Linked DNA regions of Homo sapiens: region 2 is linked to region 1. A link is a contact called in ENCODE Hi-C or POLR2A ChIA-PET data. All regions are on one chromosome and are shown on one strand. The core of a region is the stretch at or near the end of the contact, and the rest is flanking DNA. Distances in the headings are between cores, read along the strand shown. Region 1 has its middle 190 kb from the start of PTGER4. Region 2 has its middle 16 kb from the start of FLJ32255.

Region 1 (4,995 bases), core at 637-3,136:
GTCATGCCACCCTGCCAAACTTATAGAACTGTGAACCAATAAAGAGATGCTGTTTCAAGATGCAAGTTTGTGGTAGTTTATACACAGCAATAAAAAACTACTACAATGCCAACCAGAATAAATAAAAAGAAACCAATATCTAGATACTGCAGAACAAGAAAGAGAAATGAAAGATGTTTAAAGTAGCTAGAAAGCAAAGAAAAATTACCTACAAATAAATAAGAACTAAATTGAGAGTTGACTTCTCAACAGCAATAATGAAAAGCAGAAGACTGTGAAAGAATATTTTCAGTCTTCTGAGAGAAGATAACTCAGCCTGGTAATACATAGCCAGCCAAGCCATCCTTCAAGAATGACAGCGGAATAAAGATATTTTCAAGAAAAACTGAAAATTTTCAATACAAAGCTGAATATTTTCACCTAAGAGTCACTGATTAAAGAGTATATTCCAGGAAGAAGTGAAAATGATCCAAAAGAAAAATCTGAAACACAAGAAAGATTGGTGAGCAGAGAATGTGAGGAAATAATCTAAGTGAACAAAAATATGTGCCAAAATTTGAACACTGACTATATAAAATAATAATAGTAATGGGAGGGAATGATAAAAATCAGGCTAGTGATAAAATACTGGACAGTAATTATGTATAAACCAGGAGGCTGTGATTGGTAATTTGTGCTTAATTTTTGTAAAGTCTTTGCAATGTTATGAAAGAATATCTGAGGTCCAATTTTACTTGGCAATACATGGATATATAGAAGCTTTGCTTGATAGAGCAGCCCCTCAGATATAGTGAAGAAATCCTACAGATCAAAAAATATATATACCACAAACTGTAATGCTTACCAAAACAGGAAAAAAAGACAGATTATGGCAGGGGATTTTAAAGTCAGGAGAAAACTAATAACTTCCCTTTTTAAAGTTCACCTAATTGAAAGATGAAACAACAAAACGAAAACGCTTTTCTTGAGTTCACCCAACTCCTCAAAAGTGAAGTAGTAACCACCATCCCAGATCAGAGAACTGACATCATAAACCTTCAAGCCAACTCAGGTTTCATCTACCCTGCCCTACAGAATTAGACATGTGTGTGTGGATGGTGATGGTTCCTTACATAGTTTTTATCTCCCAACATTCACCAAAACTGTGTGAATCTCTCTGAAGAGGCACTAGAAACCTCTTGTGAACTAGTATTTCTCAAATTGGGATGTGAGAGATTGCAGTTTCCTCGGGAAGTAGACATCCAAACTGAGATGCTCTGGCTTTACCAACTATCAAAGTTGATACAAATGATTTTTTTTATACAGACCCCTCGAACGACCAAATAAATCATCTGCTCTCTCAACCAGAAACAAATAATCTAAGTGAACAAAAATACCTGGTTGAAATAAGTTTAGTGCAGGGTTATATTCTGCACCTTAAAATTGTGTTTCTGAGAGATATTCCTCATTGATTCATAAATTCGTCAACTTTGTACTGTTCAGGGTATCTGGATTAAGCATAAGCTTTGGAGTCAGACAGCCTGAATTTCAAAATCAGCCTCATAACTTACGTAACTATTTCTTAGCCCCACTTAGCCTCGGTTTCATCATCTATAAAGTAGCAATAATAACACCTGTCACACACAGCTATTTTAGAAATAAGTAAGATTTCAGAAATCGATTTCAGAAAGAGCTGGCACCAAGGAAGCAATCAATCAGTGTCAGCTATGAGTATTGATAACACTAATGGAGGCTGCATCTGTGTGACTAATCTGTACCAGGGGTTTAAATATCACTAACATTGGACTTTGGAATGCATAGACACATAAAATGTTGGAGTTTGCGGAGGCTTAAAGTTCACCCGTTCCAATTCTCATTTTCTGTGAGGATTTGAAACCCAGACAGACTCAGGAACTCGTACAAAGTCACACAGCCAGTATAAGGAACTGAAATCTGACCCTCAGCCACTGAGCACCAATAACACTATTTCTTCTGTGTCACAGCTCATGTGTCTTCTTTTTTAATCTTACCAGCAAATAATTTGTGAGGTTAATAAAAATTAAAATTGAAATACTTTTCATTGAGCACACCCCAGTGAAACGGAAGGAACAAGGGAACATGGGGTCTGGCCAAAGAGAAACCAAGTTTGAGGAAGAACGTGTTTGGCCTTCCTAAATATAGTTCACCATAATGCCAAGCAAAGGAAAACAAAGAGGCAAAAGATTATAGGCTCATTCTGATATCTCGTAGGCCTATTTATTAAGTACATGATCAATTTCATGGACAAATAATCTTATGTTTTTAGCAATTGTATTTTCTGGCCAAAAATTCTGGAAACTTGTGCTGACAATGAGATGAAATATTTTAAATGCCTATTATCTTTAAAAATTCAGGTTACAAAATTTAATCTACCAACCATTTCTATCACTGTATCTTGTTTTGACCCCACCCCCATTCCCCATTGGAGAGATATTTCTGAAAAGTGATTTATGGGAGCTGGCCTTATTTCCATTGCTTTAACTACCTTGGAGCCCTATCTTCTTTGTATTCTCTAAAATGACTGCCCTTTCTGCACAGTCACTAAATACCTATTGAGTAGCCCATGGTGTCCTTCTGATGACCATCTGATGGGAAAACTTGGACATTTGTGCTCATTATGAACCATCTGCCCTTGAGTCCAAATTTAGAATATACTAATTTTTAAATTGTATTTTTCAACCCCTATAGCTGGTGTAGGTTGAATTCAGCAAAGAATTTTTCTATTCTGTCTTTGGGGACCCTCCAGCATCTTCTCATTCACATCTGAAAGGACGTCTCCCAGTCCACAGTGCCTGTGATTGCCACATTCTGGTGAGAGCTATATGGCAGATTCAAAAATCATTGCGCAGCCTGTCAGCTGATTGGGGTGAATGATCAATGTAACCGGAACTAAAGTTGTATGACATCATCTTTGCCACAGCTTCACGTGACAAAGCTCACTTCAAAAGTGCTTCTTTCTCAGACAAAGCCCTTTAGTCAGAAAAGCCACAAGTAACAGTTAAAATCACCTGGTCCAACCATATGGAAAGACTCACCAAGGTTCATAAAAATGAAACCACCCAAAGTATATGAGGTCTTCTGAGTCCTAATCCAGGGCTTTGACATGGCATCACCAATGCATCACATCCCACATGGCTCTCACTTCTTCCCTGGCACCTCTGCAAAGTTCCAGGGGATTTCCTGCCTCTCACTCTTCTCTCCTCATTCTCTGGACTCACCCTGATCTCATTTATGTATGCTTTTATCATAATTTTCTCTAAAGTAGCCCCAAGTCATAATTACATTAAAACCTGAAGTCTGATAAAATAGTGAATATAAAACCACAGCACTGCTGTCAAAAGTAGAAGAGTGATAGTGAGCTTATCTCCAGGGAAATGGAGAAGTGGTCAAACCACACTGCTATTTTTACCTGCCTGGTATTATTTGAGCCTAACTGAATGTGTGGTCACATGGACAGTGATTCAGAGATGTTAGGAAATTCAGGTCACCATTTATTTAAAGCAACTAGGTTCAAAAGATCCTTATTCTTTCTTCTGCCATGAAGTTACATATCCTGGGAGTGTAAATGAACCAGTCTGGGCTTCATTTTACTCATCTGTAAAACGAAGGATTTGGACTACTTGATATATTATATCTCATTTAATCTAGGACTAAATTCTATTCCAATTGAAGGGTGATGTAGAGGGAAATTGGAAGGCTGATGAAAGAGTCTGAGGATTAGGTAGTGTAGTGTGGAGGAACAATGGAGACAGAAAGTCTTCCTTCAAATTTAGTCTTCAGCTGCATTACAAGCCAAGAGGCTTTGGTCCTGACACCCTCAGACCTGCTCTCTTATCTCTTCTGTCCCTCTACTTATTAGAATGTGTAAGCTGAAGTCATGCTTTTGAATATAACCATATTGATAAGGAGGTTAGAACTGTCAATCCTTCACACATATATGAATCCATTTGAGCAAATGCTTAAGGTATTTCTTCTTAACATTTGGTGACTCTTTTGATTATGAATTTAGTTATGAAAACTAGATAATTCTGGATATCACAGAATGAACAGGTCTTTATAGTAGGTCACATAGGCTTTGGCCCACAAGAGTGCTATCTGTGTAGTGAGACAACTCTCTAACACGGAGAAGCAGCAGAAACAGAGTTTGGGATATGCCTCACATGACCTGGCCATAGAAAAACATGCTGTTTTTCTAGGAACATGGATAGGAACCACAGCCCTTTTCACAGGACTCCTTCTTGTTGGGCTTTGGGCACCAATTCTGCCTGGCCTGGGCCAAGTCCCTGAGATGCAGTGGTGGCAAGTGAGGGTATTTAGTAATACCTGCAGCCCCCTTGGTTCCATCTTCTTCTGAAAGGCAGGAGCAGAAGAGCCTTTTTCCTAGCCCAATTCATGGACCACGAAAGAGTTCCAGAGTCCAAGCAACTGACAGTATCAGAGCATCTGAAAAGCATCATGTGTTTTTATGATTACAAGAAGGAGAAATTCATTGGGGCTAGCTAATGTAACAAAATAAAAATAAAAAGGACTCTAATGTGTGAGTGAACTCTGTCACTTGCCTACCCAGTTATTCATTTTCTTCTAGCATTATGCAATGGACAATAATTGGCCTTAGCCAGGGAATGCTTTACCCTCCCAACCTCTCTTTCTGCTAGAGGTGGCCATGCAATCCAGTGTTCAACTGGGGAAGCTTCTGAGAAAGTTTTTCTTTCTTGGTAAAAGGAACAAAAGAGGCTGGTTCCATCAGTTTCCTCTTGAACTCTGACTATTGTGACTATCTAGATCTGCCTTATATATAAACACCGCATTTATTTTCTGTAACTAATTTCTCATTTATTCATAAAGAAATCAGACATAGGACATAATGAGTGTTTATGGTCCCACTTAAGCTGAGAAAGCTTTCAAATGGCATAGGAGATATCTGTTCTTATACTATTACAAGGTCCTCCATAACCTTCACCTTAATTTCATCATAAA
Region 2 (4,995 bases), core at 1,299-3,798, 2.5 Mb after region 1:
CAGGCTGGAGTGCAGTGGCAGGATCTCGGCTCACTGCAGTCCTCCCGGTTCAAGCTATTCTCCTGCCTTAACCTCCCAAGTAGCTCGGACTACAGGCGCGCGCCACCACGCCCGGCTAATTTTTGTACTGTTAGTAGAGACGAGGTTTCACCATGTTGGCCAGGGTGGTCTCGATCTCCTGACCTCGTGATCCACCCTCCTCGGCCTTCCAAAGTGCTGGGATTACAGGTGTGAGCCACCGCACCCGGCCCGGATAGACATTATTGTAAGTGATAATTATTTCCAAAAGGATGATCCAGTAGAAGCGCTAAAATCTCAGGTAATCTAGTCCCCGAAATCCCTGGATAATGCGGCCCGGAGAGTGGGGAGAAGTAAACATCAATTCTTCCCCAGGAGGGAGGAGAAAGCCAAGTGCAGCATCCGCGGACGTGGCACTGCAAAGGACGTCTTTCCTAAATATCCAACCCTCGGGGTTCTTCCTTTGCAGGAGTCTGTTCTTTTTGCCCCGTAGCCGAACCTAGGCAGGCAGCGTGGGGTGGAGTTGGCAAACGTCCTGCAACCCATGAAGAGCCGCTATGGTACCACTAGCGGTTCTAGGACCCAAAAACTAACGAAACTGCTCAGGAGAAGCTGCAGGCTTGACCCACCAGAGGTGCTGCCACCGAGATCAATTCTGCTCGGACGAATGAGCGGTGCTATGACTCAGAAAGTGCCAGTCCGAGGAACCAGGGATACTGGGACATAGTGAAAGGAGTTAGCCAGCTTTAGGGAGACTGTAAGGGAAGGGTCCCCAGAGAACCTCCGACTGGTGTTTTGTGCAGATAAGGGAACTTGCACAAGGGACTTGCCTAAGCATGCCTGCTGCGGATTAAGAGCGCGCATGCGCACTGGGGGAATGGGATGGAGCCACCCGGGATTCTCGCCTTATACAAACAGGGAACCCAGCCTCCTTAGCTTTCATATAAAAGCCTTTGTATTCAGCCGTTAAGGAGCAACCGGCAACCTGCTTTCAGGACCCTTGTTTTTTATGAGAGCTTTCGTTTACGCTTAATAAATTCTACTCCACTCACTCTTCGATATCCGCGTGCCCACTTCCTCCTGATCGTGAGACAAGGACCCGGATATAGCTGAGCTTAGAAGCAAAAATCCTGCATCAATAGCAAATGCGGACACTGAACGACTAGCGGAGTACCCAGCGGCAAACTTTAGTTTTTGGTGCAGTTAAGGTATTGCCACTAAGAAATCGTCGTCTCTGAGAAATATCGAGGCTTGGAAGGTTGTACAGTGCTTCCACCGAGAAAGCACCTACCCAATGAAACGCCTGTGGCAGAAAAACCGAGCCCAAGCCCTTCCAGCGAAAGTGCTGAAAGAGCGCCTCCTCGGCCAATCACTGGGCTGAGACCGTGAGACAGCCAGCCCGGGGAAAGTGGCGGCGCTAGGAGAGGGGAAGCGTTACCACAAAGCACTTCTGAGTCTTGTGAACAAGAAACGTTCTGGGTTGTTTTGTTTTTGAGAAGGAGCCTCGCTCTGTCACCCAGGCTGGAGTTCAGTGGCGCAATCTCGTCTCATTGCAACCTCCGCCACCTGGGTTCAAGCATACTGCCTCAGCCTCCCGAGTAACTGGGATTGCAGGCACGCGCCACCACGGCCAGCTAATTATTGTATTTTTAGTACAGACGGGGTTTCACCCGCTGGCCAGGCTGGTCTCGAACTTCTGACCTCGAGTGATCCACCCGCCTCAGCCTCCCTAAGTGCTAGGATTACAGGCGTGAGCCACAGCGCCCCGCCGAAACGTTCTGTTGTGTTCAGCGCTTCCAGCGGTGCAGCAGCCGAGAAAACACTGAGTCTCCGCTATTGGCGAAAGTGCTGATGCGAAACTGCTGGCTCGACATAGGCACAGAGCCGCGGAAGAGAACCCTAGAGACCAGGCACCAGCTCTGCTCCCCGACTCACGGGAGAAAGCTAGTTAGTAGGAAGCTGAGACATGATACTCAAAATCAGTAGAAGAAATTATGCCACATTTACTCTCCTGGGGAAGGCAGTGGGTAAGAAAAAATAAAATACATAACATTTACATAAAAAATAAAATAAATTTTTAAAGCAAACAGAAATGAAAATAAAATACACCAGTAACCTCGCTCCCAGAAAAAGACACATCAAAAAAAATTTTTTTGAGTATACAAAACATACAAATAACCCTACAAAGAAATTGCAGTGTTGAACGATGCGATCCTACGGCTATATTTGTATTAGCACTAAACCTGTGCCTCTTGCGCCTATTCGAAAATTCCTCGGATTAAGAAGAAACAGCCATGGCTAAACCGGTATTTGCGACACCAAAAAGTTCCTGTAGCCTAGACACCTCAACTTCTGCATGAGTGAAAAATCACAAGCACAGCCAGGGCGAGAATCTCTATTGTGAAATCACACTTGGTATGACTAAAAGATTTCAGGCACTGCTAAATTTTTTTTTTAATTACATTCTCCAGTACCCAGATTTCTACAAGACTTAAAAACCGTACGAACGGCTATAATGGGGGTTCCTATTACAAAACAGGAACTTGCAACGACTACGTAGGCACGGTTAAAGCCAGCATTGTTACAACTAGAAATCGAAACTGGAATAAATCTCAACTTGCTACGCTAAGAAATAGCTAAACCCTGACTTGGTCAGACTAAGAAATCGGGAGTTTGAGAGCAGCCCGGGCAACATGGCGAAACCCCGTCTCTACAAAAAATTCTGGGTGTGGCGATGGGGAGCCTGTAATCCCAGCTGCTGGAAAGACTGAGGCGGGAGAATTACTGGAGGTTGCAGTGAGCCGAGATCGCACCACTGCACTCCAGCCTGGGAGACAAAAATGGACAAACAAACCAACAAACAAAGTTAACATTCTGAATAGGTTTATCAACATAAAGACACTGCTAGCTAACATTGGCTAGCCTCTCTAGATCTGCTAGAGATGTTTGCCTTTCTAGATCTGCTTACCATGCTTCAGTCACCTCTATGTTGCAAGAAGTAACCTGCATGGACTGCACTGGAGAGCTACTTTTGCTCCCAGGATTCTGATTGAGTTTAGGCACTGAAAGACACCAGCTGTTCAGAGATATGGAGTAGACCTTGCTTTGTTCCCCCTGGGCCTCAGTATATTGAATTATTTTACCTGAAGTCAAAATTAGGCTGCACTGCGGCTCCAACAGTTCCAGCAGACACAGGGAGGGCAGCACTGAAAGGGCAACACTTCGTCCTGGACATCTCAAAGTCCAGCCCCCGGTGATCCCGGCAGCCATCCGCCAGACCCTCTGAGGCCACATCTGCCTCACTTCTCAACTGAGCCATCTTCCCAGCATAAACAGCCGCTGCTTCCTCCTCCTCCGCCCTCTCCTCACATCCCCTGTGAATCTGAAGCCTGCAGGCAGGAAAAAGCAGCCCTTTTTCCCTCCAACATCCCCACCCTCACCTCTCAGGAGTAGAGTGTGCTTAGTGCGCCCCCAGCCCTGTCAGTTCTTCCGACTCTTATTCCAACTCGGGAGCCCTCCCAGGCGCCTATCCTAACTGGACCTTAGGGACCTTGAGTCTACTGAAGCCAGGAAGCCCACCCCTTGAAAACCTCCGGTGACTTCACAAGGATACCCAGCCCCTAGTCGGGCAAGAGACCATTCTCTGGGGAAAGAAAATTCTGTGGTGGCTTGTAGGTTCCTCTTTCTTTTCTCTGACCTCTTTTCTCAGTTCTGCTCATTTCACTCCTCTAGTGGGAAGACCTCAACCCTCCTCTCCCTTCCTCTACCCACTGTCAAGGTACACACACACACACACACACACACACACACACACACACAGACACATCCACCTGGGGCTGCTCGACGTTTTCCTCCTCTGTCTTCCCTGGAGTCTTCCCTTGTCTTTCCTGTGCAGCAGAAGGTGGATGGTGATTCTCATCCACCTTCAATGCCCTATACTCCCCACACGGAGGAGACACATTGGTGAAATAGGATTGATTTTTGTCCCCTGGTGGACCAGCAGATGTCCTGGTTTCTGCCTCACACACCAAAGGAAGTGCTTGACTGCTTTTTTCAGCTTGGGTTAACCTGCTGATCCATCAGCATAGCTTGTTACAGATATAATCCAGGTTATGTACGTGTGCTGGAGACAGCCACATGCCACCCTGGAAGTCCCTCACGGCTCTTCCTGGTCTTCTTTTCTCAGCCAGGAGATAGAGGAAAAGCGTCAGTGGGGCTGGGAAATCAATGACTGCCTGAGTTTCCTAACTTCCACATCACTTCTGGAGCCATGCCAGTTAGGGATCTCACCAGTCCTTTAATGTGCCCTGGGGGAGACCATTGTAATAGCACTTGAAATCCCAGAGACAGCAAGGGTCCCACTGAAAGCACCTGGCACAGTATTCTCTGGTAGAATTTGGAATCCAGTTTTCCATTGACTGTTGTCAATTTTGAAACCCAAAGAAATCAGCACATGTGCTGCTGCTCTTCTGGGAGGTCCAGCAGACACAGGGTCAAATTCTGTAAAATAGTTGATGAGATTTATTGTGAACCAAATGTGAGTGACCATTAGCCCATGAAACAGCCATCAGGAGATCCTGAGAACATGTGCTTCAGGTGGTCAGTGCACAACTTGGTTTATATATATTTTAGGAAGTCATGAGATCAATACATTTAAGGTGTTGTACATTGGTTCAGTCCAGAAAGGCAGTACAACTGGAAGCATGATCTTTCAAGTTGGAGAGGTTCAAAAATTTTATGATTGGCAATTTGTTGCAATAACTATTATCTCTAGAAAGGAATGCCTGGGTTGCCATAAGGTGTTCCAGAGACAAAGGTGTCGCAGATGAAGCCTCCAGGTGGAAGACTTCAGAGAGATAGATTGTAAATGTTTCTAACCAGACTTAAAGAGTCTGTTCTATCAATAATTTTAAAAGAGAGGAGAATATAATGAGGCATGTCTGACTCCCCCTTCCCAGCATGGCTTGAAACTACTTT

What was found. Hi-C counts contacts between places; a loop is a spot of excess contacts on that map. ChIA-PET counts read pairs that join two places held with the same protein, here RNA polymerase II (POLR2A). Pooled maps may share reads with other maps.
Region 2: a map with no recorded cell type shows a loop between it and region 1 (4-fold over the local background). The contact joins two enhancer-like sites. A Hi-C loop is called at or near these places in 1 of 37 single-sample maps with no recorded cell type and 6 of 50 pooled maps. POLR2A ChIA-PET finds 5 or more read pairs at or near these places in 1 of 52 experiments (naive thymus-derived CD4-positive, alpha-beta T cell).

Annotation. Positions count from the first base shown.
Region 1 is chr5:40,483,670-40,488,664 of GRCh38, forward strand. No RefSeq gene overlaps it. Among named protein-coding and RNA genes, the nearest start is that of PTGER4, 190 kb to the right of the region's middle. RefSeq lists an enhancer at 3,077-3,136. Within about 2 kb of position 1,887, at least 5 of the 41 ENCODE cell types and tissues checked have a DNase peak (open chromatin) inside an H3K27ac peak, as active enhancers do.
Region 2 is chr5:43,006,868-43,011,862 of GRCh38, forward strand. No RefSeq gene overlaps it. Among named protein-coding and RNA genes, the nearest start is that of FLJ32255, 16 kb to the left of the region's middle. RefSeq lists enhancers at 462-1,314, 800-849, 3,318-3,818 and a silencer at 1,290-1,379. Within about 2 kb of position 2,549, at least 39 of the 41 ENCODE cell types and tissues checked have a DNase peak (open chromatin) inside an H3K27ac peak, as active enhancers do.